Regions from separate parts of the Mus musculus genome. Here regions 1, 2, 3, 4 and 6 are each linked to region 5. The links are chromatin loops, found by intact Hi-C in ENCODE. Cell type or tissue: left cerebral cortex. All regions are shown on one strand. Region 1 overlaps Ccdc38 (coiled-coil domain containing 38). Region 2 has its middle 5.0 kb from the start of Gm40742. Region 3 overlaps Ccdc38 (coiled-coil domain containing 38). Region 4 holds the start of Hal (histidine ammonia lyase). Region 5 overlaps Cfap54 (cilia and flagella associated protein 54). Region 6 overlaps Lta4h (leukotriene A4 hydrolase).

What was found. Peaks named below come from ENCODE experiments on the same cell type or tissue, not always from the same donor. Only the 100,000 strongest peaks of a DNase experiment are listed, where the experiment ranks them.
Region 1: a loop joins it to region 5, with 3 times the contacts of the local background. A loop is called at or near these places in 12 of 42 quality-filtered maps.
Region 2: a loop joins it to region 5, with 2.7 times the contacts of the local background. A loop is called at or near these places in 9 of 42 quality-filtered maps.
Region 3: it touches region 5 in a loop (2.9-fold over the local background); 13 of 42 quality-filtered maps call a loop at or near these places.
Region 4: it touches region 5 in a loop (3-fold over the local background); 15 of 42 quality-filtered maps call a loop at or near these places.
Region 6: a loop joins it to region 5, with 4 times the contacts of the local background. A loop is called at or near these places in 16 of 42 quality-filtered maps.

Annotation. Positions count from the first base shown.
Region 1 is chr10:93,547,276-93,552,275 of GRCm38, forward strand. It overlaps Ccdc38 (coiled-coil domain containing 38), which reads left to right. Exons shown (of 16, transcript NM_175488.6): 3 at 1,634-1,734; 4 at 2,887-3,052. Among named protein-coding and RNA genes, the nearest start is that of Ccdc38, 9.1 kb to the left of the region's middle. In left cerebral cortex, a CTCF peak has its summit at 1,909 (motif pointing left); a DNase peak (open chromatin) is centred at 1,909.
Region 2 is chr10:93,423,489-93,428,488 of GRCm38, forward strand. No RefSeq gene overlaps it. Among named protein-coding and RNA genes, the nearest start is that of Gm40742, 5.0 kb to the right of the region's middle. In left cerebral cortex, a CTCF peak has its summit at 2,393 (motif pointing right); a DNase peak (open chromatin) is centred at 2,399.
Region 3 is chr10:93,574,875-93,579,874 of GRCm38, forward strand. Ccdc38 (coiled-coil domain containing 38) reads left to right here. Exons shown (of 16, transcript NM_175488.6): 13 at 399-534; 14 at 4,888-5,000. Among named protein-coding and RNA genes, the nearest start is that of 4933408J17Rik, 12 kb to the right of the region's middle. In left cerebral cortex, a CTCF peak has its summit at 2,843 (motif pointing left); a DNase peak (open chromatin) is centred at 2,828.
Region 4 is chr10:93,484,223-93,489,222 of GRCm38, forward strand. It overlaps Lta4h (leukotriene A4 hydrolase), which reads left to right. Exons shown (of 19, transcript NM_008517.2): 19 at 441-674. The coding sequence ends at 558. It overlaps Hal (histidine ammonia lyase), which reads left to right and starts at 4,546. Exons shown (of 20, transcript NM_010401.4): 1 at 4,546-5,000. The coding sequence starts at 4,909. In left cerebral cortex, CTCF peaks have their summits at 1,250 (motif pointing right) and 2,618; DNase peaks (open chromatin) are centred at 1,298, 2,631 and 3,569.
Region 5 is chr10:93,037,613-93,042,612 of GRCm38, forward strand. It overlaps Cfap54 (cilia and flagella associated protein 54), which reads right to left. Exons shown (of 68, transcript NM_001347060.2): 10 at 1,456-1,637; 11 at 1,201-1,366; 12 at 202-284. Among named protein-coding and RNA genes, the nearest start is that of Gm40739, 35 kb to the right of the region's middle. In left cerebral cortex, no CTCF peak of the experiment used is centred here; DNase peaks (open chromatin) are centred at 748 and 2,466; H3K27ac peaks cover 649 bases.
Region 6 is chr10:93,468,987-93,473,986 of GRCm38, forward strand. Lta4h (leukotriene A4 hydrolase) reads left to right here. Exons shown (of 19, transcript NM_008517.2): 8 at 62-202; 9 at 1,814-1,837; 10 at 2,310-2,380; 11 at 2,868-2,979; 12 at 3,913-4,057. Among named protein-coding and RNA genes, the nearest start is that of Hal, 17 kb to the right of the region's middle. In left cerebral cortex, a CTCF peak has its summit at 2,662 (motif pointing left); a DNase peak (open chromatin) is centred at 2,660.

The DNA of each region.
Region 1 (5,000 bases), 510 kb after region 5:
AGATCAGTCTACCCAGAACCTGAAAATAAGAACATATTTTCAAAAGGGGTCTTTACAGAGCTAATTAAAGGATCATGGGTTTATGGTCTATCTTGAATACAACTAGCGGCCATGTGTGGGGGTGTGCTCCTTTGATCCCTGCAGAGGCAGGCAAATCTCTGAGTTCAAGGCCAGGTTGGTCTACATGGTGAATTCCAGGACATCCAAGGGTTACATAGTAAAACTCTGTCCCCCAAATCAAAACAACACCCCATTAAATGTAACTGGTGCTTAAATGCATTAAATGCAGTTAGCTTTAGAAGGCTAGGGGTGAAGAGAGGGCAGATGGGAATATGTCCCTATCTGGAATCCATTGTTGTTCAATGGTAAGGGGCACAGGATGATTTCAGGCCAAGTCGTGATCTTAGATCCAGGAAACAGAACCAGTGGAGAGGCTATGCACTGTTGAGAAAAGGACTCACGGGATTACAGAGACAACCATCAAGCTGGAGACTCAGAAAAGCTGGTGCTAGAGTCCAGCCCAGTGCAAAGGCCTGAGCCCAGGGGAGCTGACAGGATCAGCCCCAGTCAGTTGAGCATGGGTGGCAATCTGAGAGGAAATGACCCAGCTCAAACAGCAAGGCACCCATGTGAGAGAGAGTCAGTGGGGAGCATATGTCCCCCCCCTCCCCCAGCCTATTGTCCTACTCAGGCCCTCCGTGGATTGGCTGATGCCCACACATGTTGGGATGGGCGGTCTTCTTTACCAACTCTACCAATTTGAATGCTAAAGTCGCCTGGAAAACCCCTCACGGACATACCCAAAATAACATCTAATTTGGGCAAACCCTAGCCCCAGTCAAGTTAAGACATGAAATTAATCACCACTGATACTCTCTCTGCTGAGCCCTAGCCTGTTGGCCATGCTTCTCCCACACCCTTGCACTGCCCAGGGCCCAGCCTCTGCCACCTAACTGTCTCTCCTCCCTGTATCATGAGGCCTACAATATCATCTGCCTTCTTGACATCTTTACAACCCACAAGGCCGGCCAAGAATCACCCACAGTCTCCTCCCTGTGGCCAGACATGGCCCTCCATGGCTGACACCCCCTTTCCTAGAAGGGGCCCATTATACTCAGCCTTCAATGCATCCAGTTACCTACTGTGTGTGGTACTCTATGCTTAACTCTCTAAGGAGCTGGCAGGCGTGTTCCAAAGTGGCCCCAGCATCTCACTCCTCTGCTACTGATTGGTGGGGCCAGGGTCCTCTTCACATCTCTACATCTCCAAGTGTGAGCTTGTAATAACGCAGACTCCTCATCTCTGGTTCATGTCCCCTGAGATGCTGGGCCCTGAGAGAGTGGGCAGAGAAGATGTGGCTCTTACCGGGGAGACCCAGGAGCTGTACTGCCAGGTTCAACTGGAGGGCAAGATCCATCTGAAACCCACCTTCTCAGAGACCCCTGCATCCCATTTCTCTACTCCAGCTGGTGGGGGCTTTATAATTCTGGCCAATAAAGGAACTAACTACACCCTCCTTCCTTTCCTTCCCTCTCTTCTCTCTCTCTCCCTCTCTCCCTCTCTCCCTCTCTCCCTCCCTCCCTCCCTCCCTCCCTCCCTCCCTCCCTCTCTTTCCTTCTTCCTTTTCTTTTAGATGAAGGAAAAGATGCTGTACTCAAAAAGGAAAGACCCTACAAGATTTTTTTCAAAGATCTCTTCGTTTTCAAAGAAAATGAAATTGCTGCCAGGAAAAAGGTAAGGTTTTCTTATGATCAGCATCCCCAAAGAGGTTAGAGCCAAGTGCTTTCAGCCATAGATCTCACTAGTTTTACGTGTTAAGTCTAAACTAGTTAAGACACGGTGATGCCTTGTCCTATGTTTGGCGCCATTCTGGGAAGACAGTACACAGGGACCTTCAGAGATCGCCACCTAGTGGGAGAAGGCCGCTACACCATGTCATCACCAACTAGCTCCACAGCTCACTCTCCATCTTGTGTCCGACCCCCTAGGGTTTTTCATATTGCTACATTTCAGGTCTAGCTTGCACAGGTGGCATGTTGTACCTCACTGGCCAAGCACAAAATAAAAGTATGTCTTACCATGGATAGCACCTTGGGACCGGCAGATCCTACAGCCAGAGCTGTGTGAAGGAGACAGCAGAGGTCTGCTCTGTGGACAGAGAAGAAAGAGTAGGAAGAAGACCCAAAGCATTCACTGTGGTGGCAGGAGCGGAGTCTTTAAGAATAAGCCAAAGTGTGTCAAAGCTGTTACGGATAAACAAGTTTACACGTGCTTTGAGGATAGAGGAGACGAAAGAACGGGGGTGGTGACGTGGAGAGGCAAGGGAATGCTTTTTAGAGTAATTTAAAATTAAAAAAAAAATCAGCACTGGGCCTGATTTTCTTCCCAAAGGTAATGAATGGGTTAAAGGACTCTCCTGGCTCTTGGTAGGATGAATAAAATAGCCAGAAACATGAAGTGTATTCACCCAGGGGTGGCTTTTCTCTGGGCCTTGAGAGCCTCCTCAAGCTTCACACGAGATTAAACTGAGACGTTGAAAGCTATCCAAAGGGTGGGTTTTCACTACTCTCTATGGAAGTCTGCCTTCCATTAAGTTTTCAGCTCCAGTGAGCTAACAATCTTTGAAATTTCCATATTTTCCCTGATTTAATCTAGAGAGGCATTTTCCTGTCTCCGTTTCTGAGATAGTTTGTATAAGGCCCGCCTTTGCAAGGTTATCCTTGTCTCTGTGTAAGAAAGCAAAGGATGCTGGGTACATTTCTTCCCGGGCGAGCTCCGGAACTGCCTAAGGCCGAAGGTCTTTGCTGTTTACATCTGAGCACCGTTATAACAGTATAATACTTTGGTGCATTAAAATTCCTTTCATGCTTTTCGCATCTTGGGCAGGAGAGAATGAAAAACCACAGCATGAAAATCTACCAGAAGACAACATTTTCGTCCCGAATGAAGAGTCGCTCACACCTTGGCCAGCTAGCTTTTTTCGCTGACGCAGGCAGCTCCTCCTATGAACGTCTGGGGCTAGATCCCACTCTTATTCTCAGGCTGACAGAAGGTAAGTGTGAGGGTTCGAAGAGGTTTTACCCTCTACAGACTCCTGTGTTCGAATGGCTCAGAGGTAGGTAGTGTTACTATTAGGAGGTGTGGCCTTTATAGAGGACATTTGTCACTGTGGGGCGAGCTTTGTCATCTTAAACGTTTAAACTATGCCCAGTGTGAAACAAATCCAGCCTCGTCCTGGCTTCCTGCTAATCAAGGTGGAGAACTCTCTGCTCCTCCAGTGTCATGTCTGCTACAGGCTGCCATGCTTCCTGCCATGATGACGGTGGACGAAACCTCTGAAACTGTAAGCTGGGCCTAATTCAATATTAGCCTCTGTAAGAGTTGTTGTGGTCATAGTGTCTCCTCACAGCAATTGAAATCCTAAGACAGTAAGTCAACATTACTCTTAGTTATTCATATATATATATATATATATATATATACATATATATACACATATATAATTTATTTTATGTACATTGGTATTTCGTATAATATATACATATGTATATATGTGTATATATACACATATATGTATATATAACTTATTTTTTTTAATTTTATGCACATTCAGATAACCTAGAACTGGAGTTATAGGCAGCTAAGAGCTGCCATGTGGTTGCTGGAATTGAACCTGGGTCCTCTGGAAGAGCAGCCAGTGCTCTTAACCACTGAGCCATCTCTCCAGTCCCTATTCTTGGTCTTAAGGTGTGGCTCTGGATATATGCTATTCATTGTACGTTTGGGAGATTTTCTGGTGCTGAGAAAGATGGAATCAGAGCTGCTCTACTGTTGTGAGATAAGCTACCGGAGAACACAACGTGAACTACTTGTTTATTTGTTTGTTTTATCTGTGTAGCCCTGGTTACAATCGCTACAGATCAGGTTAGCCTGGAACTCAGAGATCTACCTGCCTCTGCCTCTGCCTCTGTTGAGATTCAAGACATATGCCACCACTGTCAGGCCAACACAGACATTCTTCAAGTCAAAAGGAAAGTCTTTATTGCTGGACAGTGGCTACATGGGGAACTTGCCCAAATCATGAGGCCCCAAGTCTCACAGCCACTTGTCTTTCATGTAAAAGGCAAAATAACACACGCTTGCGCGCGCGCACACACCCACACCCACCCACCCCCACCCCCCCCACACACACAATATCCTGGTTGGCACACTTCAGTAAGCAAGACACAGAAATATAAAAGCCAAAAATAGCTAGGGACTTTTTATTTGTGGACTTTTCTAGAACTATGGACTAGGTCTCTGTTCCCATTTTGGCCTGCGTGCTGGGTTTCAAGGTCAGAATGGTACCTCTAACATGGTGTCATTCATGTTAAGTTCTGGGGCCTGTTACAATGTGGCAGGTAAGCTCTTTGCCATAGACTCGAGAACAAAAAGAAAGTGGCTTAAGAAGACATTTTTCCAAGAAGATCCTTACTTCACCTGCCTTTGGGAAGGAAGAAAGTCAATGCCAAGTAACAGTGTTGACTTTGTCAAAGCCGAGTTACATGAAAGCGATAGCCCTAGCTAGCTGTACTATTTGAGGTATGGAGATATAGACACTTCCTAAGGTCGGAGGAGCTTTGGTGGTTCAAAACAGGACTCAGGCATACAGCATCAGGAAGCTGATGGGGTGAACAACCTTTCTATCATTGCAAAAATGAGCCTGGTTTATTGACCTGGTCATCAGAAATGTCATAAGCACTTCCTGTGCATCACAGGTCAAGAAGCACCTACACATGGAAGTCCTTTGCAGCTAAACAAGGCCAGAATGGCTCACAAGAAATGGGACTTTGAGGTCAGCAGCTCCCATAGAGAAAGCAAGCCATGAGGCTGGAGAGACGGCTTAGTCAAGAGCCCTTTGCGACTCTTGCAGAAGACCAGGGGTTGGGTCCCAGCATCCTCAACAGTGGATCACCACCTGAGGTGACTTCCTCAGGCACCAGGCACACAGGCATGGGCAT
Region 2 (5,000 bases), 390 kb after region 5:
TCTCCTGTTGGTTCATAACATTGAAGGCTGTGCAACCGAAGAACTCCAGAAAGACGGTCACGAGGGTGACAGAGTCCCCTAATGTAGGAGGGCACACTGTGTATCAGACAGAACTTGCAAGGGACTGTGCAGAGGCCACTGGGCTGTCTACAATGGCAAGCATGAGAGGCTATGCTGTAGGGTGTGAAGTTTCTCCTAGGACACATTCTTGGGGGATATAGTAAGAGATATGTCAAAAACCCACTCTTAATTGGCCTTGAGTTTCTGGGTTCAGGAGAAACCAATGAGTCACTGTGGGGAGGTGCCCATCTCTCTCCCTGTCCACCGAGTGCCTTGAGATTTCCTGCCTTGCAGATGGAGTCAATTTCTTCTTAAAGGAACTTTTGGCTTTCTTTTAACAGCAGGAACCGACTTTCCTTGTTGTGTATAAAATCTGGTACAACCACATTTTCAGAGACCACCATTACTTCCTGCAGGGCCCTGCTTAAAGCAACTATTATCCCATTGGTTTCCGCTTCCTGATGTCTTTCCTGCCAACCCGGATCATCACAAAGCCAGCAGCTTCTGGGCTAAGAACAAGCTTGAAAGGCTAACCCTGCTTTGTTCAAAATTTGGACTTCAACCATGGAGATGCTTTGCATGGGATATATTGAAAAAAGAACAAGCCAAGAGGGCAGCCTGCCGGGGACAGCTGGAGCTGCCCGGGCTGCTCAGAGCTGAATGGTCTCATCCTTCATCGAGCAGACCCCTGACAATAGTGCAGGCCTCATGGTGGGAGATACAAGAGGTAGGATCTGGTCCTAGGTGTCATGTATAAGGTGCCAGACACTATTCTTGGTGTTTCACCCACAGTCAATCACACGAGTGTGACAGCCCTGATATTTTATGATCTATGGGCTTGGTGCCCAGGGTGGGGATTGTCCATGATGGGGTTTGATCTGCATCCACCTGACTCCAACAACAAGAAAAACAGAGCTTCCTCTTCTAGTTTCCGCCGTGCGCAGTCTCTTTAGGACGCGGTGAAGCTCTGGAAGGAGCAGAGAAGGGAGAGACACACATCTATCTCTCACGCACATCACACACACAGTTATCCTAAACCTCTCTTAGCAGATCCATGCTCCAGGAGGTGAAAGCTGCTGTCCACTCTGCCGAGGCCTGTGGACACTTTGCTTGGGTATCTCTGAAGATGCAGCACTCACATGGGAACTCTGAATAAATGCATCCTCACCAAGCAGCTGCAAACCTTAACGCCAACGCACAAGGACAGAGTTGGGGTGCTCTGAATAAAGACGAGGAATCTTGGTTGGGGGAGGCTTGAAGGAGAGTGTGTGTTTAACCCTTTGACACTGATATGAAGATGTCACCCCAAAAGTTTATTTTTGATAAATACATACTTGAGGTTTTAAAAAATCAGGGGGAGGGGGGAGCGGGGGAGGGAGAGTCTCATAATGTTTTAAGTGTATTTTTGTTGAGTGATGTTCACAGTTTCCCTCGGCATCATGCAGTCCACCGGCTGCAGGTTGAGTGTGTCCTGGAGAGATGAGGAGCCAACCAGTATAATGCTACTACCATCTTAGTTTGTAAATTTTTAACTTTATTTGTGTGTGTGTGGGGTGGGGGGGACACAAACTTATACCCAGAAGTCCAGGCTGACCGCAGACTCTCTACATAGCCCAGGATGGCCTCAAATTTGTGGTAATACTCCTGACTCAGCCTCCAGTATGCTGGGATTGCAGGCATGAGCCACCTTTCCTGGCTTAATAATGCTAAACAGTGGGTGCTGCAGGGTCTCACCGTGCATCCTGTTTTCAACCAGGTTGTAGAAGGTGTGTGTATGGGTGCACATGTGAGCCGGCGTGTCTGTGCCTATGTGGCAGCATGTGTGAATCCATCCTTCAAGGAAGGGCTAAACAGCCATGTGTGAAGGAGTTACTGTCTCAGGGGGACATTTGGAGTCACAGGGCATGGTAGTGGGATGATGAGAGGCCCGCTGGTTTTAATATTGCTTCCCAGAGATGCTTCGGGAAGAGTGAGGAGGTAAATTGGCTGTTGTGAGTGATCTGAGATGAGTCCAAAAGTAGGAGGCAGCTGCTGGCAGGAAGTAAAGGGAGGCTCACTGTTGCCTGGCCCTTCCATAGAACACAGGCACAAAAGGAGAAGAAAGCAAGGGGGCTTGTTTGCCCTTGCTTCCTGGTGTAGACATGCTTTCATTTCAAGATCATCTAAAGAGCTTTCTGGCTTCACAAGCCAGTTAGCAGGAACTTTAGGGAGTGCCCCAGCAGCATACCTGGGCAAGGCTAGGGTGAGGCTCTCATAGAAGCCATGGAGAATGCATTGTATTAAGGACTAGTCATACCTTAAAATAGTCATGCAAGTGAAGCCTTTTGGACACTAGAGGGCGCCATTGACACACAAATGGTGCTTCCAGGCCCACACCACTTCACTGCAGAGGACACCCCACACAACTTAACTACAGTCTAACTTCTTGAAAGTTGAGCCTCCTATTCAACTTCACACCAGTTCAGTGGGATCGGCCTAGTCTTGAAGCAGGAAGCTCACAGGGGCCAGTAGCTGCAGGTTTTCCCAACAGACCTCACCTTCTAAAAACCCCTTAACATCAATGAAAGCAATGACACCTCAGATTCCAATGTCTTGGGGGAATTGCATCAGAAGTGTGCGGTGGAGAGATAGCTCAGTACTGACTGCTCTCCCAGAGGACCTGGGTTCAATTCCTAGCACCCACATAGAGGCTCACACCTGTTTGTAGGGCTTGTGATACACTCACATAGACATACTTGCAGGCAAAGCACCAATGAACATAGAGTGCAGAAGGGGAGAAAGAGAGGAGGAAGAGAAAGAGAAAGGAGAAGAGGAGGAGGAGAAAGAGGAAGAGGAGGAGGAGGGAGGAAAGCTAAGTGAGTTAGTAAGAATCTGAACATGTTTACAAAGGAGTTGTACTTTACTAGAGAGAGAGAAAGGAGAGAGAGAGAGAGAGAGAGAGAGAGAGAGAGAGAGAGAGAGAGAGAGAGAGAGAGAGAGAGAGAGAGAGAGAGAGAGAGACAGGCAGGTTCTTGGAAGGACTCTCTAAATGCCTGAAATGATATGAAAATTTATTGCTTGGTTAATAAGAGGTCTTAGGGTAAGATAAAATGCAAAGCTAGACAACATAATGGCTCTGAAAGTCAAAGATTCAGGTCTCATTCAACAGGTCAACTTTGATCCAGCTATAGTCCCTTCATGGTCACAAGACATCAGTCATTGTTCTAGAGTGACAGAGAACAATCCCTCTCTCCCTTCTTCCCTCCCTCTCTCCCTTCCTGCTTCCCTGAATGTACATCTGTGTGAGTATATGAGTGTGTGAATGTACATGCATATGTCTGTGTTCATGCATGTGTGTGCACATGTCCACGTGGTGTGCATGTGTGTGCACTAGCACAGAAAAGAAATCTCCTCAAGAAAAGTACTCCATTAAACAAACAAACAAACAAACAAACAAACAATTTGGCCAGCGGTGGTAGCGCATGCCTTTAATCCCAGCACTTGGGAGGCAGAGGCAGGTGGATTTCTGAGTTTGAGGCCAGCCTAGTCTACAAAGTGAGTTTCAGGACAGCCAGGGCTACACAGAAAAACACTGTCTCGAAAAACAAAAAACAAAAAACCAAAACAAAAAACCAAAAAAATTTAAAGTACTTTTAAAAAAATGGTTAAAAAAAAGCATTTATTTTCTTCATGTGAATCAGCCTTGCTGTAGAGGGGTTCCATTGTGATGTTCTGACATTTTTAGGCTTGTTTAGAGTTCTACTGTCAATGGCACCTCCCAGTTCATAAAAGTGGATCCAAGGGAAAGTAAAGAGTGGGTGGATATTATTGTTGTTGTTGTTATTACTGTTATTATTAAACAGGAGCTGTCCTTGAGACTTAGTATTTCCTATTTCCCAACAGCTAAAACCTATATTCACCAAGCCATACCTTACAGCCAGAGAGGCCAGGAATTGCCATCTGTATCTGAGCATACAGACAAGCAGGCACATTCGAGTTCCTTTCTAAGTTAAGTATTAACACAATTGGTCAACAAAAGTTGGTTGAGAGATAGAGATTTTTCTTTCATTCCATAAACAGAGTAGCACCTACACCACGCAAGATGTTGTAAGATATCTAGAAATGATTGGAGTTATATGTAGGGATGTGTGCACATTGCATGAAAATCCTGTACCGCCTGCCTCGGTGTCCCCAGTGCTGGAATTAAAGGCATGCACTACCACACTTGGCTCGTCTTTCCATTAATTAGTGCAAGTCCGTTATTTTTATAGGGCCCGTGGTTGTGCAAAACCAGCCTATATTTCCTAGTTTCCTTCATAGTATCTGAGAGTTTTCTGAGGTCAGCCTGGTCTACAAAAAGGGTTCTAGGATAGCCAGGGTTGTACACAGAGAAACCCTGTCTCAAAAAACCAAATGATAGGAAGAAAGAAAGAAAGAAAGAAAGAAAGAAAGAAAGAAAGAAAGAAAGAAAGAAAGAAAGAAAGAAAGAAAGAAAGAAGAAAGAAAGAAAGGAAGGGAAAAAGAAAGAGAAAGAAAGAGAAAGGAAGGAAGGAAGGAAGGAAGGAAGGAAGGAAGGAAGGGAAAAAGAAAGAGAAAGAAAGAGAAAGGAAGGAAGGAAGGAAGGAAAGGAAGGAAGGAAGGAAGGAAGGAAGGAAGGAAGGAAGGAAGGAAGGAAGGGAAAAAGAAAGAACGAGAAAAAGAAAGAAAGGAAGGAAGGAAGGAAGGAAGGAAGGAAGGAAGGAAGGAAGGAAGGAAGGAAGGAAGGAAGGAAGGAGAGAAAATGGAAATCAGCAATTGGGAATCTCCACCACGTTCTTTGCAGCTTAGATTTCTCCTTAGATTTTTTATGAGCGGCAAGGAACAGAACTACGCACTGCACCAAAGCATTCACAGAGAGTGGTCTATGCTGCTACCAAATGTATCTTTCCTCTCCTTTGGAACCTGACATCTGTGCTTAGATA
Region 3 (5,000 bases), 540 kb after region 5:
ATACCTGAGGTTGTTCTTGTGACCTGTGTGCGTGCGTGGTGAGCACAGGCCCTCCTCTCCCTCCTTCTCCTCACTCCCCCTTCTCCCTTTCTCCCTCCTTCTCCTTCTTTCTCCCTTCCTCCCTCTCCTTCTTGCCCCATTCCCCTCTCTCCCTCTTTCTCTCTCTCTCCCTCTTCCCCTCTCTCCCTCCCTCTCACTCTTCCTCTCTCTCCCCCCTCCCCTCCCCCCCCACCTTTCTCACTCGCATGACAAATGCACACACATGCACTTTGGCCATGTCATCACACGCTGACCCCTTTGTGGTTGCTGGGTGCCAGGTGCTGACATGTGGCCAGCAAGAGGGCTGAGTCCCTCAACTTTGAGTTACAGACGAGGGTCCCCTCCTTCTTTTGCAATAGAAACAACAACATCTCCTTCCTGCTGGAGCACAAACATATGCTCAGGATGAACTGTGAACGAGAGGAGGAGAAGGCAGCAGAGCTGGAGCTGAGGTCCAGGCTCTTCAGTTTTGGAGAATTCAATTCCGATGCTCAGGTACCTTCTTGGCCTGTGGTAACTTTATTTTGTCTCCCGGTAATGATCTGGCCTCCCTGGGTGCTGAGCACTTGACACACGGGGAGAGTTAGGGCAATCCATAAATTGTTGACGGGGTGTGGAAAACCAGTGCGTGGAATTATTTTGTCAATATGGAAGAATCGTCCAGGGGGTTCACGTGAAATGTTGTTCTAGTTATTTCAAATGGCCCTTCTTTGTTGCTATGTTGTGTGTGATATAGTTTATTCGTTTTGATGGCAAATTCATGTGACCACTCAATGACAGAACATGTCATGAACCTACACACTTAATACTGCATGGAAAATTGGCCCAAGCACAGAGCCTAGAATATGTGTCAACTTCTTTGGGCTTAAATAGATTGGCTTGTCTCCCAGCACCCATGACACATCCTCACACCTTTATTTTACTGATAGGTTCACCTCTCCCAGCTGCATGCAGAGCCCTCCACACAAGGACCATCCTAACTTCTTGTTAGTGAACTCAGTCCAGAGCTCCCTTAAGTGTCGATGCTCAATAAATGTTTGTTGAATGAATGATCAGGTTAGTTTACAGATCCACAAACTCTAACAACCACTGGTTTCTTGGGAAAGCCTCATGGAATTTGAATCCAAAGACGCCGCATTGGGCTAACATCACATGTATGGCTGTGATCTTGACTTTTAGGCAGAAGTAGATTTGAGGAACAGGCTACTTTAGGAAACAGATGACCATCCTCCCCTACATGCAGACAGGCAGGGTTACTAAAAGCAAAAGCTGTGGCAGGAAATGTGTTGATTGTAACCGTCCAGTTCTTCGTTTTTGTTTTTAATCAACCATTTCTTTTCATCAGGGATACACTTCTACCAAAACTCTGCCACCTAACCATCTCGAGTGTGCAATTCAATGGCACAAGTACCTTCACGTAGCATAACTGTCGCCACGGTCTATTTCCAGAACTTTTCTGCCACCACTGAAGCATAAAGTTGGACATTGTAACCATTTTTTTTGAACGTACAGTTTGGTGGTGGTAAATACGTTCACGTTGTTTTGCAACCAATCTCTAGAATGCTTTTGATCTTGTACAAGAAGAACTGCATATGCATTTAACACAAGTTCCTGGTCCCTTCACTGCTCAGCCTCTGCTTCTTTGTCTCTGACTTCGACTCTTCTCCATAGCTCATATACGTGAATCTGAGCAGGATGTGTCTTGTAATGTCTAGCTTGTGTCACAAAGCATAAGGTTCTCTGGGTTCATCCATGCCGTGGCGTGTATCAGAATTTTGTTGAATGATATTCCATCCTAAACAGTACTTTGTTTACTGTATTGGTTGACATTCATCTGATGGACACTTGTATTGTTTCTATCCAACTCTTAAATAACTGTGAAGCTGACCACCCTGTCAAATAAAAGATAAATTATCTTTGCTAGCTAATGGTACGGCACGCCACAACCAAACCACTTTAATCTCAGCTTTAGGGCAGCTAAGGGGGCGCAAATGTCATGCTCAATACTTTTAAACATTGAGTCAACCATGAGAAGGGAGAATCTAGTTTGTGAAAGGCCCAGGGCTCAATGCGCAGAGAACAGAGACTTGATTCAAAAGTTCCTCAAGACTTCGATCAACGAACAATCACAAGTATAAATGTGTACAATTTGCAGGCACACTCTGGAACATGGTGTTAATAACTTACAGTCTTCCAAGAGTATGAAGTGATATGGAGGGAGAGAGAAATGGAAAACTTAGAAGTGTTTTGTTTTGAGGGTTGCTGTTGTTAGGCACAATCTCATTATCCAAAGCTGGCTTCATGCTCACTATGTAGCTGAGGATGACCTTGGAGTTCTCCTCCTGCACCTCCTGTTTGAGACTGGGATTACCAGCACAGACCACCACCCAGTCTCACGCAGTTCTGGGCTGCCTCACACGCACACTAGGCCAGCACTGAAGCAGCGGTTTCTCAGCCTTCCTAACGCTGCGAGCCTTTGATGCAGTTCCTCGTGATGTGAGCCCCAACCATGACGTTATTTCCATTGCTACTTCAGAACTGTAATTTTGCTACTGTTTTGAATCGTAATGGAAAGATCAACACGGATGACACACGGACATCCAGACAAGCCTCCAGTTTGAAACACTGCTCTGGTCCATCAGGTCCTGTTCACTGTGGACGTACACCTAAGTTGTCCTGGTACCCCCAGTCTTGGATCCATCTTCCTGCCTACTGGCCCTGGGGAACACTGGCCCTGGGGAACCTGGCCTGCTGCCAGGGCCTCCAACTTGAGTAGCTCTGGTCCAAGCCCGCCCTCTAGTGGCAATTTAAAGGACCCATTTGCACATCTCTCTTGTCTCTAGTTGGCCTTATTCTGGAACCCTTTTTTTCCTTTGCTGTCTTAGACCAGGAACTCAATCTCATTTTCATAATAAGCCATCTTTCATTTCCTTCTATTAGTTCTTAATCCATTTTCGCCTTGTAGTTCCCTCTCCTGTTTGATGAGGGATCTTAAAAGACAAAAAAAAAAAAAAAAGAAAAAAAGAAAAAGACACCATATAAAGTCTCCATCTGTCCATGCCTAACTCTGCGTTCAAGTATCTTTCCATCAAAAAGAACATGCTCCTATCAGTTTTACTTAAACAAGCATTAACTTCTTGAAATTCCCATGTACATTAGGGCAAGATAGGTTTTTCTTCTTTCAAAAACAAATTTAACCCTGCTGGCCTAGCCCATGTTGTCCCACACTTGTGGCAATCACTCTCCCAGCCCGTGTGCTAGGATTATAGACATGAGCCACATCTTCTACTAAGATCCTGATTACTCTTCTTCTCTTTAATATGCAGTGTGTCGCCCCGTTGGGTGGGGTACTTCCACTATTTTCTCTTTTTTATATTTGTCTGTCCTTTAGCTATCTCTAAGAAATGTGGAGTTCTCTAAATAGAAAACAAAGTAAGTGCTATGCTAGAGGGGACGTCATGGCACATTTATGGTTTTCTTTTGTGTTATTTTATATTTCTCTAGGGTTTTTTTTTTTTTTAAGGACTGTTCTTTTAATATAAGTGAAAATAAAGTAAGTTTTTAGAAAGTGAGAAACTAGGAGCTTTGTGATAAACAGGATCTTTGGAACATCCGTTAAAGCGAGAGGTGGGAACAACAAGCTGCCGGAAGTGGCAGACCTTGTTTGGCGTTAAGCGATGGCATGGCGGCTGTGAGGCCCTTATGGTTCCAGATGGGTCTCCCCAGTGGAGGGAGTCACATCAGCCTTGGGTGTGTTTTTCTTGTCTTTATGGTGATTCTCATCTTCTTGAGCAGAAGCAGGCAATCCTGAGGCAGGAGCCTACATGGAAAGCGATTTACTTTGCTGAGAAGTTTATTGAGTTCCTCTTGAGGAGTATCAGCCAGCCCGTGGCGAAAAAGGATCCCTTTCATCTCCCGAAATACATTATCTACCAGCTCAAGAGACTGCAGAATCAAGTAAAACATCGAAGTGGCGAGGTACAGGGATCGGCGGGCTTCGGCCTACGTGCTCCTTAGCTTAGACTTAAAGCAATGGCTTCCCCACGGAGACCTCAAAAATTAAACTCCCAGCAGGCTGTTTGGTCGGCCTAGGGATCTGTTTGCTTGTACATGCATTTCTCTGAAAGAAGGCACTCGTTTATTCAGCAAACATTTATTGTGTAGTTATGTGCAAGGCACTGTTTTAGGTGTGCACAGTAACATAAGCAGTGGTCCCTGCCCTCTGGTCCCCTCTCAGGAAGGGGACTGGGCACATATGCGGATACATACCTATCATTCAGCATTATAGGGTTTTCAACAATAAAACCGGGAGGGGCACACGTTAAGCCACTGGTGGTACAAAGTGATTTGAAATGTGTATGTGTATGTTGTCGGCACTTGGAACATTTAGGAAATCTGGTCAACAGAAACATTCAAGCCAAAAGATACTATCTTATAATTTTATTCATCTATCTATCTACATATATATATATATATATGTATATATATATGTATATATATATATATATATATTTATACACTGTATATATTTTAATACAATCCAAGGTGTCACTGTAATAATGATCTGGCTATAAATTATAATACAAATTCTCCTTGCTACCTGATTCTCAGTGATTTGTCTTTCGAAACATTTAGGGAGCAGGTGGGGTGTGACCCAGCGGTAGAACATTTGCTTACCATGTATTAGGTCCTGGGTCCTCTCCCCAGCACGAGATGATGGTGACGGTGATGATGATGATGCTTAAAGAGCTTTCCTCTTGTAACAGTAGAATGGAATTTTGCATTTACTGACAGTGAGCCACCATATAGTGACGGAACGTTTTCTGCTTTTTTTTTTCTTGCGCTCAGGAAAAGCTAATAGACTCTCTTAGTAAAAAGATCAATCAAGTGTATAGAGTCTGCATCGGAGATGCTGAGGTTGGCAGCTTGAATGCAGTTCAAAAACTGGTCAAAGTAGAGTC
Region 4 (5,000 bases), 450 kb after region 5:
TTTGCCAAATCGTTTCACTACACTTGGTATTTTTATTCTCACTGGATGAAGCTTTCAGAAATTCCTTTTGTAAGTTAGAATGTTTATACTCTTGAATGATTGATTAGCATAAACTTGAAAAGATTATTTTTTTAAAGACAAAATAATAGAGGTCTGCCCTCTCATGCAAGGTCAGTATTTAGCCAATCACCCTCCACACTGCTCTGTAACCGCTGCTGTCCCCTCACTGTGCCTCCTCTGTGTAGCTCCCTCCAAATTCCTGTGATCTGCTCTCTCTGGGCCAGCATTTGATGCAGAGATGGTACAGGACCATCTGGTTTTACATGGGTGACGCTTAGCTGTTCCGTTGTGATCTTTAATTTAACCTTAGCTCTGACGTGATATCTCTGCTCCTCTCTCCATCTCTTCCCGATGCCTCTCCTTTGCCCTTTGCTCTGCAGGGATCTCGCTGCCTTCGACAAATCCCATGATCAAGCTGTCCACACCTACCAAGAGCATAAAGCCAGCATGCATCCCGTGACTGCGATGCTGGTGGGGAGAGATCTGAAAGTGGATTAAGGAACTGATTGTTGCTGATTTCAGAAAATTCCTTTTTTTTAAAAAAAAAAAAAATTGAACCTATTAAGAAATACAAAATTTTAGCTGTCATTGTATTTTAAAGTGTCATTTTTGGTTTTTTGTTGTTGTTGTTTATTTGTTTTTAAATCATTTTTCATGATTTCACTAATATTCTCTGCCCCTTACAAACCAATGTGGAGTATTCATCTGCCATGAGATGTGGATATGAGAGTAATATCCTCCCCCACCCTCCCTCACCTCCTGTGGCCGTTGGGATAACTGTCCCTGGGGTCATGAGAGCAAATGAGCTAGCCCTGTCCCTTGCTGGCTGCAGCACTGCACCTAGCCTGGCCAGTACAGTGGAGCTGGCCCTGATGGCAGAGGCATAAGTGAGCTAGCCCCGAGGGTATGAGAGCAGATGAGCTGGCCCTGCCCCTCACTCACCTGGGCAGCAGAGTATGGCTGGCATGGTTGAGGGGCGCTCGTGAGCAGGCCCCAAGGGTGAGAGCACAGGATAGCCGGCCCCATCACTTGTCTGGTATGAGGTGGCATGGGTTGGAAGATGATGCCCTTCCCATTGCCTCCTGCAGCAACCAGGAGAGCTGACCCTGGGATCAGGAGAATGGGAGAGCTAGTCCTGCCCTGTCACTGACACAGTAGAGCTGGTCCTGGTGGAGTGGACACAGGTGAGCTGCCCCAGCCTCCTGTAGATGGCAGCACTGAGTGGCCTACCTGGAGCAGTGCTGAAGCGCTCGCCCTGGTGATGCAGATAAGGGAGAGCTGTCAGGCTGACCAGCTCAGCAGCCATCCAGGCCCAGATCCAGGGCTCTCTGAGTTGTCCCATTCCAAAATCTGTATCATTTGCTAATGGTTGGGGTGCGTGAAAGGGTGAGTCCTGCTGTTCCGAAGCTGCAGGATCTCCATGGCACAGGACAACAGCAGGGTAACCAGCAAGAGTCCTGGTGAGAATTCCATGTTGATGTCACTGAAGCCAAAGCTCTTGAAGCAAACCAATGACTCATCAAAATGAACATTTGCAAGTGAAGGTGTGTAGCCAATACATGGGATACGTTGGGACATATTACAGCTTCCATGATGAGATATTTGTAGTCTTATAAAGGACATTTAATTGGGGCTGCCTTACAGGTTCAGAGGTTCAGTCCATTATCATCAAGGCAGGAACATGGCAGCTCCAGGCAGGCATGGTGCAGGAGGAGCTGAGAGTTCTCTGTCTTTATCTGAAGGCTGCTAGCAGAATACTGGCTTCCAGGCAGCTAGGATGAAGGTCTTAAAGCCCACACCCACAGTGACACACCTACTCCAACAGGGCCACATCTAATAGTGCTACTCCCTGGGCTGAGCATATGCAAACCACAGCTCCCCAGCCCTGGATCCATCCTGCTGCCCCAGTGGACTTACCCCAGTCTCCTGTTCTTCACAGATCAGGTGACCACCCTGAGCATCCCAGTGTACCCTCACTCCATTCAGCCTGCCTCACCACCTCCCCAGAGCACACGGCATGTGGAGACCCATTGATTGAATTTGAACCAAATAAAAGACAGGCCTAAGAGAGTACCCTGCAGCTCGGGGCATTTCCACGTGCAACCTGTGGGGGGGGGGGGGCAGGGGGGGCGGGACATTGGCAGTCAGAGCAGAAGGATGTTATTTAAGGGTCACAGAGGGTCTGCAACACGGAGACATCGGTGCTTCTGTCTCGTGTGTTTCTCTTACTCTTAATGTGCACTCTGAACCCAGCTCACCCTGGGTTACACATAGAACGACAATCACAGTTCCAAGTTCTCCACTGAGCCCACTCCTGGTCAAATAAACTCTAGCTAAGGGGAGTGTTGTTTTAGAGTATAAGCTTTGGGTGTGTGTCATCACTGGGTACCCCCTAAAAATGTAAAGATTAAGAACACCCCGAAGATGGTTCCTGTCCAATCCTTGAATCCAGTTGTGTTCTTTGGTGGACTTATCCATGCTACAGCATAATCCCGTTTCCCAGCACATGGCTCTCACTTGCATTTCTTCCCTGGAAAGGTTAGAGGGCGCCAGAGACACACCCTGCTACTGGTTTTCCTAGGACCAAGGATGCATTCTCACTGGCTCAAGTTCAGCTAATTCACATGCACTGAGTTGTCTCTGTGTCAGATCAAGTGCACAGGATCACCCGAGGAACTAAAAGAACAGAAGTGTATAAATGGTGAAAAAGATGGGCATGCTAACATAGCCTGGCAAAGAATTCCACCGAACCCAGATTAAGGGTGACTTACACATAAGGTGAACAGAGACAACAGCTCTGGAGTTATCTGACACGCAAAGGAGACCAGAGAGTGTGAAGAGAAAAAAAATGAGAAGTCAGCCACATGATATTTGAGGTTTGTGTAGAATCTTCACATGGCTAGGAGGAACTGATTGCCCGGTACTGATATCATGGAATCACTCAAAAGCTGGGTCTACCTGGGATGTCAGCAAGAGCACCCGATAGTTTGGGTGACCTTTCAACCTGAGGGGTAGTGGGACATCTCAGCCTTGGCGCATCTGTTCATCTCCAGACATCAACATCTGAACAGGTATTCAGACAGGACTTGGTGGTGAATGAATGAATAAATGAAGGTGGTTCACATCTGAGGGCCACAGTTTTCCCAGAGTTGTAAAAGATGAAGCCCGTATCTGGGAATGAGCTGCAAGTTGAGGAGAGAGGGAAGACTTGGAGCGTTCCCTCTGGGGGGGGCATGAGTCAAAGGGTGGTGCCATCACCCCCACGGTCATAGGACTTGTTACATCAGTCTGCTGGGGTAAGCAGGTGACAGTCCAGAGTAAGGACTCAGGGTATGGGTTTCATCCCAAATTACACACATAATAGATTCTGGCTTCCCAAGGACCTTGAAGCTGTTTAAGCATAGCCACATAAGCAACTAGGATAGCTTCCTAAGCGGTGGGGTTCAGGAGGAGAAGAAAGGGTTAACCGGAGGTCAGGTCCGTGGGCAGAGATGAGCTAAGTAAGGTGGAAGGCCATGTCCTGGAGGTGGAATACTGAACTGAAGCTAACTTCTGTCTTGATAGCAAATCGAGATGTTGCCAAATTGCAGGGCACAGTCGGGGTGTGGTTGTCTGATGAATACATTTCGATAGACTGATGGTAAGACACTGGATGTGGATCTGGGTGTCTATCTACAGAGCAACTGTTCTAATGAAGTAGAAGGCAGGTCAGGGTTTCTGATTATTCAATCAAATTTCTCAGAACTGACATACTACTAAAGCGCACACAATTCTTTGAATCTCTTGGGCTATCAGTGTTCCTTAACACAGGTGGGGCAAAATTAGGTGGGGGGGGGTGCAGGGGAAGCGGTTTGGGGCAGGGAAGAAGCTTAGCTGAACTAGGGATATCCAGGGGGCAAAGATAAGGAATATTCACACACACACACACACACTCTTGAGGGCATGTGGAGTGTTAAAGTCCAAGTCCTGGTGAGAGTAATTGGGAGTCTCCCCATCCAGCAGGCACGGACCTCAGGGTTGACACACACTAATTGACTTTGTCCTTCCAGCTGCCCGTGGGGATATTCGTTTCATAGACGAGTAAAGCTGAATCCCAGGGGACTCAAATGACTGCGAGTCACACAGCCAGGATTTATCCCAGGTAGATGCCGCGAATCACGGCATTAGAGAATTTGCCTTTGGCTTAGGAAACGGGAAGATCACTCACTCACCCCAGGGTAGTGAGCTGAGGGCCTCCAAGCTACGGTGATTCATGTGTCTAAACACAACCTTTTCAGAACTGCTTTCTTTGATGGAGCAATGGCTTTGGTAGCACTGGGCACTGGCAGGGAGGCGTTGCTCAACGCGTGTTTGTGGAATAAATAAATGAATGGGGATTGCTACACTCTGGGTGTCACAATTGACCGAGAGGATGCGTTTTACCAATTGAGTAATTCCCTAAAGAGGGGAACATGGTGTTTATAAGCAGCTTTCAAGGCAGACTCAGAAAGGGAGAGAGAGAACGGGGAACCCTGGTCAGAAGGACTTCCAGGGTCAGAGAACTACAAGGTTACATTAAAAGTGGGCTCAGCTACCCATATCCCTGTCTCCTGCACCTAGTTCAGCATCCAGAAAGGCCAAAGGAACACCAGAGACCGCAATCAATATTTGTTTAAAGTGTGAATGGCTAAAGGCAAGGGAAGGGGTGTGTTCTGAAAGTCCACTCTCAGTCTCACTGCCAACCACACCCCAGCAGACACTCCCCTCCCTGGTAAAGGATAAAGGCTCTCCCCAGTCGAGGACTGTAGGAAAGGAGCCAGCCCTTGGTTACAGTGGCCTGCTGCTCAGAAGGGCTATAGCATCTGAGCCATGCCTAGGTACACAGTGCACGTGCGTGGGGAATGGCTGGCGGTGCCCTGTCAGGATGGGAAGCTCACTGTTGGCTGGCTGGGCCGTGAGGC
Region 5 (5,000 bases):
AGTGGCCCCCACAGTGATGCCCATAAGAGGAAACTGAACATTTCAAGACGTCAGACAACACAGCGATGCATTCTAATGAGCGAATGATTAATAACCTTAGGAGCGGATCCTGGTCCTGCAGTGTTTTGAACCTGGCCTTGAGGGAGGCCAGTCTATATTTCCTTGGACATTGTTACAACTTATCTTAAAGAGCTACTTTACCTGGGTAGGGACACAGACACAGAAATGAAGAATTGCTGCCAAGCTAAAAGTGTCTTCCGTGAATGTGGTCCTCATACAAGACTCTGCACATGAAAAGCAAAGAAAATGAGGGTGGGGCTATCAACCGAGAAGCACCAGGGACAGAGGACAGAAACCTCACAAAAATACCACAAATGATGTTGGCTCTGTTTACCGTGGCCACATTTATCCTGTCTGTACACTATTTAAAAATGTGTTCATGTCAAAATGTATCCCGGTAAGTCAGTTAAAATGGACTGGCGTTTTTATGATCAGTTCACAATGCATACATCAGCTGTGTCCAAGGAGAAATGGGAGGCACTGACAATATTCAAATGATCAGAAATGTGATGAGTGGAAAAATGAATAGAGGCATTTGTTTATTTGGGTCCCAGTGGAAGAAGAAAGTCTGTCACTATGGGTACAAATGATTTGCTGCAATAAGGAGGCCAGGTGCTGCCTAAAGGACCGGGGAAAATATAGAAACCCAGAATGAAATACTTCTCACTGATCTAAAAGCAGACTAGACGTTCGAGTGTGCATACACTGATGCTGACACCCTTGAAGTCCTAGAATGGAAAGTGCCGCCTGCTAGTGAGAAGGGGCAGAGCCAAACTTGCTCTTAGTTCATTCCGCCTTTGTCCCATCCTCCTTTGCCTTTTGCCCTTTGCCCTGCTGACCTCACACTGAACTGTAATGCTTACGCGGGACCTCTCTCTTATGTCGAAAGCATTTCCAGAAACGCATGGTTGTTCTCACAAGGTCTAGAGACCACATCACCTGACACCCAGCTATTTCTGACCTGCCATGTTCTAGACTCCACCACTCCCCCTACTGCCCCAGTCAGTTGGTCAGCCTTGCCAGTCAGTCATCAGATGCACTCACTAGCCCTTCTGCATTGGACATGTCTTGTGTCACCTCACCAGAAAAGACTATGTTTTCTCACATAAGGCCATTTTTTTTAAGACTCCAGCTACTCACCATGACAAGCTATGTGTTTTAGATAATTTTCAATGGACTGTGTCTCCTTATCGGTTTCCAAAGGAAAGATCAAACCTCTGTTTCTCTTCACATTGATCAATGGTTCGACTGCAAGCAGAAGAATTAAATCCTTCTCTGCTTTCTTTGACTGGGGGTTGTCCTGCTTCTGCGAAAAGCATATCCCACCGGTTAAATAGCCAGTTAACGTTGTTTTAACAAAACGGAGACACTAGCAAAGAGCTTTGCATGTGTTACCTGGAGAAAGTGAATAAGCTGTCCAGCTAGGGATTCAAATAATCCCCATTCTTCGTAAGTAAAAGCCAGCTTGGCAAACCTCACAGAAGCACCCACGGAAAGAGCATTCCGCTTCTCTACTACATGCTCCAGGAGACTCGTTTGGGGGAAATCAAGCTTTCCATTTGAACGAACATTTGAAACTAGAAAAGGAGAGAGGAATGTTTGGATGCCGCTCATTTGAGGAGACATGCATTAGATATTCGATGTCAGACACTGTCAGATGCTAGGAAGAGGAGACAGAAAAGGGTGCTGTCCCCAGCCTCACTGTCACTGAGGTTGTAGGCTGGTGGGACACATAAGAAACCTAAGTGAGGGCTGGAGAGGTGGCTCAGCGGTTAAGTGCACTGACTGCTCTTCCAAAGGTCCTGAGTTCAAATCCCAGCAACCACATGGTGGCTCACAACCATATGTAATGAGATCTGATGCCCTCTTCTGGTATGTCTGAAGACAGCTACAGTGTACTTATATATAATAAATAAATACAGTGCTGTGGAGACAAATAAGAAGGGTTATCAAAGGGTAGGTCTGAGGGAGGACTTTCCCTGAGGTCACTCAGAAGAACAACCATGGCATGCTACAGAGATGGTCAGAAGTTAAGAACATTTGCTGTTCCTGCAGAGAACCCAGGTTTGGTTGCCAGCACCCGCGTGGCAGCTTACAACTGTCTGCAATTCAAGTTCCAGGGAATCCGATGGCTTCTTCTGGCCTCCGTAGACACCAGGGCACAAGACACCAGGCACATATATGGTGCACATACATGCATTCAGGCAAAACACCCATACACATAAAACAAAAATAAATCTTTTTTTTTTCTTTTTAGATAAAGGAGTAAGGACTGTAAGAAACTGGCCAAGAGTGAATTAGCTGCATCGGAAGCTCGATGTTAGGAACAAGGAACGTGTCCAGCTAGTGATTCACATAATCCCAGTAGCTATATTCACAGCAGACAGCAGGATCAGCTATGAGCTAAGAAGCATCATCTAACACGGGAAGGCAGAAGGAGAAAAGGCTGCCAAGGAGAGCTTTCAGTGTAAAGAGGAGTCATCAGTAGCAGGTACTACAGACCCTACGGAAGAGTGTGGGGGGAAGCACTGAGTGAGATTCTCTGAGCAGAAAGGAGATGGGGTTTTTCAGTAGGGTAGTAAGAACAGAGGCTGCCTTGTGTATATGATAGTAGAAGGAAAGACTTGGGAGCAGTACACATAGGCAACTCCCATGGCATGTCTGACCATCTCGGTGACATCCAGAAAGAAAATGAGAGAGGATCCAGGATAAAGGGACTGCTTAGAAGAACTTGACGGAAAGGCATGAAGACGTGGGGACGTTCTCCTCCCATTTAAATGAAAACAGGGTACTTGCCAATGAGGTTAAGTTTTAGAATCTGAGTGAATGAGATCAAAAGAATTCTCACTTGACAGGTTTGTTCGTTTTTTTTTTTTTAAATTGGAAATAAAATATTCTGATCCCCTCCCCCCAATTTCTCTCAGAACCTTTCTTTATGAAGACATGGGGCCAAAGTATGGGATCAGAGACTCACTGCCTTCAGGAGGACAGACACACACACACACACACACACATACACACACACACACACACACACACACACACACACACACGTGTGATATAAACTTATATAAACTCCACTCTTTGGGTTAATGTTTTTGAGAAGGGTGGGTGGCCCCATACCTCAACTGGGGGGCTGTGCCTAATCTCTGAATATAGTCTCTACAGGTTCTCTCTCCCCTTTGTTGGGTATTTCAGCTAATGTCATCATCCCCGTTGGGTCCTGGGAGCCTCTTGCTTTCCTGGCATCTGAGACTTTCTGGTGGCTACCCCCAGTTCCCCATCCCCCACAGCTACACAACTGTTCAATTTCCTGATCCTCTGTACATCTCCCCTGTCTCCTCCCACAGAGACTGAAGGAAAGTCCATCCAGAGACTGCCCCACCTGGGGATCCATCCCATATGCAAACACCAAACCCAGACACTATTGCTGATGCCAAGAAGTGCTTGCTGGCAGGAACCTGATTTAGCTGTCCCCTGAGAGGCTCTGCTAGAGCCTGACAAATACAGGTGTGGATGTTCGAAGCCAACCATCAAACTGAGCGTGGGAACCCCAGTGGAGGAGTAAAGGGAATGAAGGAGCTTGCAGCCCCATAAGAACAACAACAATATTAACCAACCAGCCACACACACACACACACACACACACACACACACACACACACACACACACACACCGAGCTCCCAGAGACTAAACCACCAACCAAAGAGTACACATGAAGGGACCTATGGCTCTGTGTGTAAGTTCAATGTTCGTTACATCTCATTGTCTTTATAGATCATAGCCTTCATACTCTTATCTGTGTTGTTATTTTTATGTCTCATCACACTGGGTCCAGTGAAGCAGGAGGCATTTTGAGCTCAAAACCACACCAAACCAACCAACCAACCAACCAACCCAACAAACCAACCAACCCAACCAACCAACTAAACAACCAACCAAAATACCATTTCCTGTTATGTTTCCCTTTCCTCTCTGTGTCTACCTCTTTCACTAAGATACATAACTAAATGAATGTCAACGTTTTAACATTCAACACCAAGTCCCTCGTTTTTGTTCCTTTCTTAGGACTTCTGAGAGGGCTCTTCAACGTGAGTGAGTTTCCAGACCACTCATTTGCATTTTGTTTTTTTCTGTCTGCATTTTGTCACCCACCAAGTGAGCGCATAGTCTCGCCACATGGTAGCTTACAACCATCTGAAATGGGATCTGACACCCTCTTCTGGGGTGTGCTTACATATAATAAATAAATCTTTTAAAAAAAAACTTACACAAGCAAACACCTGGCTTCCCATGTCTCCTAGGCAGACCTTAGAGCCCGATCTGCTGGCTGCTGCAAGGCCATAGAAGGTAAGTTCAAGTTCATGTGGAAAGAAAATTCAATACGCAAGTATTTTCAAAGAAAACCCACAATGCAAGCATCCTTTACCACAGGAAGCAGAAAAGTAGATCAGAGTGAATGAGGACTCAAGTAGGAGTGTTCTCTCAGAAGCAAGAGGACCTCAGAAGCATGAAGCAAGAATCCAGTGCCTAGAGAACGGAAATAGTGGGATGTATTGGCAACCTGGATGACATTAAAATTTAAGAATGTCTGGAAGCTGCTCAGAAGTTACAAGTACTGGCTGCTCTTCCTGAGAACCCAAGCTTGATTTTCAGACCCCACAAAGAACCAAAAGTTAAGGTCATCCGTCATTCTAGTTCCAGGGGATCAGATACCCTCTTCTGGCCTCCACCGGCACCAAGCACACAAGGCGATACACATACATAAAGGAAGGCAAAAGACTCAGATGCACAAAATGAAAGTAAAATTAAGAACTTCTGTCAGAAAAGATACAAATGTTTATCCATGTGAAAGGCCAGGCATGGCAGCATACACCTGTTATCAAGGAAACAGACAGGAACAGCCCTGGGTTGCCTGGCCAGTTAGAGTTAGTCAGTC
Region 6 (5,000 bases), 430 kb after region 5:
CACTTTTAAGAAATGACTATTATGACCATTAAGAGATTTGTATGCATTCATTTTTTTCCAGACCGAATCCATGCTTAAAATTGCAGAAGATCTGGGGGGGCCCTATGTTTGGGGGCAGTACGACCTCTTGGTTCTGCCCCCATCCTTCCCGTACGGTGGCATGGAGAACCCTTGTCTCACGTTCGTAACGCCTACGCTACTGGTGAGAAAGATTTCTTCGTTTGAAATGGAGGTCCCCAAAATAAGCCTGGGTGAAGGGCTGGGGCATAGCTCAGCTGATAAAGGGCTTGCTGCATAATTAATGAGGACTTAAGTTTGACTTCCCAGAACCCATGTGAAAAGTCGGTTGTATACACTAATCCTGGACCAGGGAGGTGGAGACAGCAGGTCCTAGACCATAGCCTTCTTCCTTGGCCCAGGCCAATGAGAGATACTGTCTCAAAATCCAAGGAGGGCAGCATGTGAATAATAGAATCTAAGGCTATTCCACATGGAAACACACACATGCAGGCATGCGCACATGCACACACACATACACAGATGGGAAGAGCTTTGGATGCTAGTAATATTTTTAATATATTTTTGTTTGTATAGCCTTTATTTCTAATTTTATTGCTAGTTGTGGTTATCGCAATTTTCACTTTTTCAAAGGAGACTTATTTGGCCATCGGGAAAGGGAATGTTCTACAGTATTTTGAAATGTTGAGAGTAGCCCTGCCATACAACGCACTTTGGACAAATTATGTATCTAGACAAAGGATCCACATCATTCATACTTGGCAGTCAGGTATGAGGCACAGAAACTTAGTGCCCAGCATCTAAGGGAAGACTGGCCTACCACACATTGCTGCTTTATAGACCTAGTGAGCTGCTTGGAGTTCTAGGAATCCAGCAAGGACTTAACTAGGACCTAAGTAGATTGGAATTCGCCATAGAACACATTGGACAGTGTAAACTTTCCTTTAATCTATTGTCAATTAAAAGAAAGGAGGGAGTGGGAGGTTGTGCTTACCAAAGCCCTCGTGTAGCCTAGAGCTAGGACCTGCTGGAACCCACCTCAGTGCTCCCTGCCTGTAATTCCAGCCTCAGAAAGCAGAGATGAGATTCCCAGAGCAGGCTACCTATCAAGACTCGCCATAGCACAGAGCTCTGGGTTTGATTGAGAGACCCTGCCTCAGTAGAAAAGGCAGACATGCGTGCATCTACACACGCACACACACACATACATATACACACACGCGCGCACACACACACACATACACATGCACACACACATACACATACACACGCACACACACATACATATACACATACATACACATACACCTATACATACACACACACCTATACACACACACACACACACACACGCACACACATACATATACACACACACTCACACACACATACACATGCAGACATGCACACATATACATGCACACCTATACATACACACACACATACACATGCACATACACAGCTACATACACACACATACACACACGCGCGTGCGTGCGCATACACACACACACACACACACACACACAGTAAGAAGGAAAGAGGGGTAGATACATGAAATGGAAGTAAAGAGCTCTCTCTGGGGTTAGGCCTATTAGTCCTATTGATGTTAAAGAGGTTTCTGTGATTAGGGAAGGAAAGAAGGCAGTGTTTGCTTCCTAATGCCTGTGTGTTGAACCTGTTGACATACAGAGTAGACATACAGTGACCCTTCAGGCCAGGTCTGAGATGTCGTCAGCTGCAGCCTGTCGATCGATCTGATGATGGAAATTCTAAGATGTTTTCTTTTTTGTAGGCAGGTGACAAGTCACTCTCCAACGTAAGTAAAAATTTCTTCTTACAATCTTAACACTCAAGAAGTTGTTAAAATACCCACTGTGTTGTTTAGAAGTTATTATTGTAAAAGAAAACTGGGGTTATCCTCTTGCTACTTCAGCAATTAGGTTTAGTAGAGTAAAGAAAAATTTAGCCAAATATATATGATACATAATCACAGAAACAAGTATTGTTATTTCCTGTGTATGAAACATTTTAATCGGCTTACATGCTCATTGAATTTAATACTTTCCATGTCTTTTTTTTTTTTTTCTTTGTGGTAGTTGTTTCTAATCCATTAGCATGTTCTATACCTTTTTGGTCTTGGTTAAATTGCATTTTCCTCCCGAAGTAAGTAATTTTTTAATACGTTTTTAAAAACATCAAGTCATGTGACATTGAAGTATTTAAATAAGGACTTGCTTCAGGATGAGGTATCCGGTGTGACCACTAATCCCTTAACACTGTCCTCTCAGGTTATTGCACATGAAATATCTCATAGCTGGACAGGAAACCTAGTGACTAACAAGACGTGGGATCACTTTTGGTATGATGGGTTGTTTTGTTTTCTTTTGTTTTATTGGTTGCTCTTGTTGATCCTTCTGCTTTCCACCCACCGCCACCGCTGTCTCCTCTGTACTTCTTGTTTCTCTCCCCTACGGTCTCTATGATCCACGGAGTTTCAAAAGACCCTGCCGCACCTGTCACAGAGGTCCATACAGTCTAGGTGTGCAGTTTATTCCTGCCGCTAACTCTCTGACATTGCCGCATTTTAACACAGACTTGGCAATAGCAAGATTGCCGCTTCCTTTTCTCTGCTGCCACCTGCTGGTCTGGGCTTGCTATCGTCTTAGTTGACTGCCTGGGCCTCTCTAGGCAGCATGGGCTGGGATGTAGAGGCCATGCTATCTATAAGGGCTCTCCTCCCGGGGGAAGACACAAAAGAAAAGATCCGCTTGGCTAAGATGCTGTGTTCTATCTGCTGGGACAGTACCCATTTTGTTGTTGTTTTTTTTTGTTTTGTTCCCTTTCAGGTTAAACGAAGGACATACTGTCTACTTAGAGCGCCACATTTGTGGACGGTTGTTTGGGGAAAAGTTCAGACATTTCCATGCTTTGGGAGGATGGGGAGAGCTACAGAATACGGTAAGTAGGGTGGGCTTCTACAAGAGTCACCCAGCCTTGCATAGTCATTACCAAACTGGGTTAATAAACTATCTTTTTAACAACAGGGTAGTCATAGGTGTAGAGGATGTAGCAGGTGCCATGCATAGCCCTGTTCTAAACTGGGAGCCAAGAAACACATACGTTCTTTACTGCTAACATAGATGACTATTGCATAGAAATTTATGTGAATACTTGTGATTTGTTTGTTTGTTTGTTTGTTTGAGACAGAGTGATCTGTGTAACAGCCCTAGCTATCTTGGAACTCACTCTGTAGACCAGGCAGGCCTTGAACTCACTGAGATCTCTGCCTGCTTGCCTCTGCCTCCCGAGTGCTACAGTTGAAGGTGTGCACCACCACTGCCTGGCCCTAATACTTGTGATTTTTTTTTTTCAAAAATGTATTTATTTATTTTGTTTTTTTTGGAGACAGGGTTTCTCTGCACCACCACTGCCAGGCAGATTTATTTATTACTTATATCTAAGTACACTGTAGCTGTCTTCATACGCATCTGAAAAGGGTGTCAGATCTCAATACAGATGGTTGTGAGTCACCATGTGGTTGCTGGGATTTGAACTCAGGACCTTTGGAAGAGCAGTCAGTGCTCTTAACCGCCGAGCCATCTCTCCAACCCCTACTTGTGAATTTTTAAACACACTCTCCCCAACTCTAAATGTGTCGCTCAGACATTAAATCATCTTTCTAGTTCTTTTGTCAAAGTAAAGCCTGTTATTAGCAAGGAATATCTGAGACATACATGTAGTTAGACTCCAGGAGTGATAGCAGCATACTGTTTCCAGTCTGTACGTTGAAGGTTTAGAAGCCTGAGTGAAACAGAGCCTCCCCAACAGCTTGCTGGCGCAGTAACAGTCCTCTTCCTATGAGGGTACTCATCTCACTTTATTGGGTTGCAGATAAAAACATTTGGGGAGTCCCACCCCTTCACCAAGCTCGTGGTTGATCTGAAGGACGTAGACCCCGATGTAGCCTATTCCTCCATCCCCTATGAGAAGGGCTTTGCGCTACTCTTCTACCTTGAACAGCTTCTTGGGGGACCAGGTAAGTAGCTGCCATTGTCCGCCGGTTGGCTTTCGTTTGTTTTTAATCTCTGGGAGGGTGATATGAAGAGTAGAGATGACTTGTTAACTCTTTCTAGTCTTTTTACATTTCTGGTTCATTCTGCTAGAGACGTCTATTGCTGTCAGATGTTGCCTTCATCCACAAAACTCTACACAACCCCTTAATCTAGATAATGGGGGCTTGACTTTTTTTTAAATCCCATTATAGTTAAAGAGTTAGGGTAATAGCGTATATCCATAGACAAACTTCCTGCAATCCAGAAGTTTATGAGTGACAAATGAGCGGCCTCCCAGCCCTCGCCAGCCCCAGAGTCACCTCATTAGCACTTTGATGTCACTGGCTCCAGATCTTATTCTAGGGGTAGATGACTGTCAGTCACACACACACATATACATGGAATGACTTTAATAAAATCAGGGATCCTGTAGACTCTTATTGGTGGGTCCACTTCCTCCATTGAAGTTCCCAGAAGTCGCTGTAATTCTCTCTTCTTTCTTCAAGTTTTCATGGATGTGACGTCACCTACATCAGCTTCCTCCTTCCTGTGGGTCTTAGCCACCTCAGCATAGGGTTTTCCCCCTCACCTTTGCACCTCGTGGCTTCACTTTGGAATATCTAGATTGCCAGTGTCGTTGTTGGGTTGCACCCTGTGCCCTTCAGTAAATAAAACAAGCACTCCTGGAACATAAGCCATGTGTGACTCAGCGGGGCCCCTGAGAACCGGAGCGGCTTAGCAGAGGATTTGGGGAGAGACCAGTCGAGTTGCTTCTATCACACAGTGTCCTGATGATTCTGCTTCATTACTAGTTACTGATGTTAACCTCTTCCCGTGCCACAAGCATGAATTCGAGTTTCCCACAGGTCTGTCCGCATGGAGGTCCGTACAGTAGGGTGTGGTGCTGTACAGGCAAGAGAGAGCGAC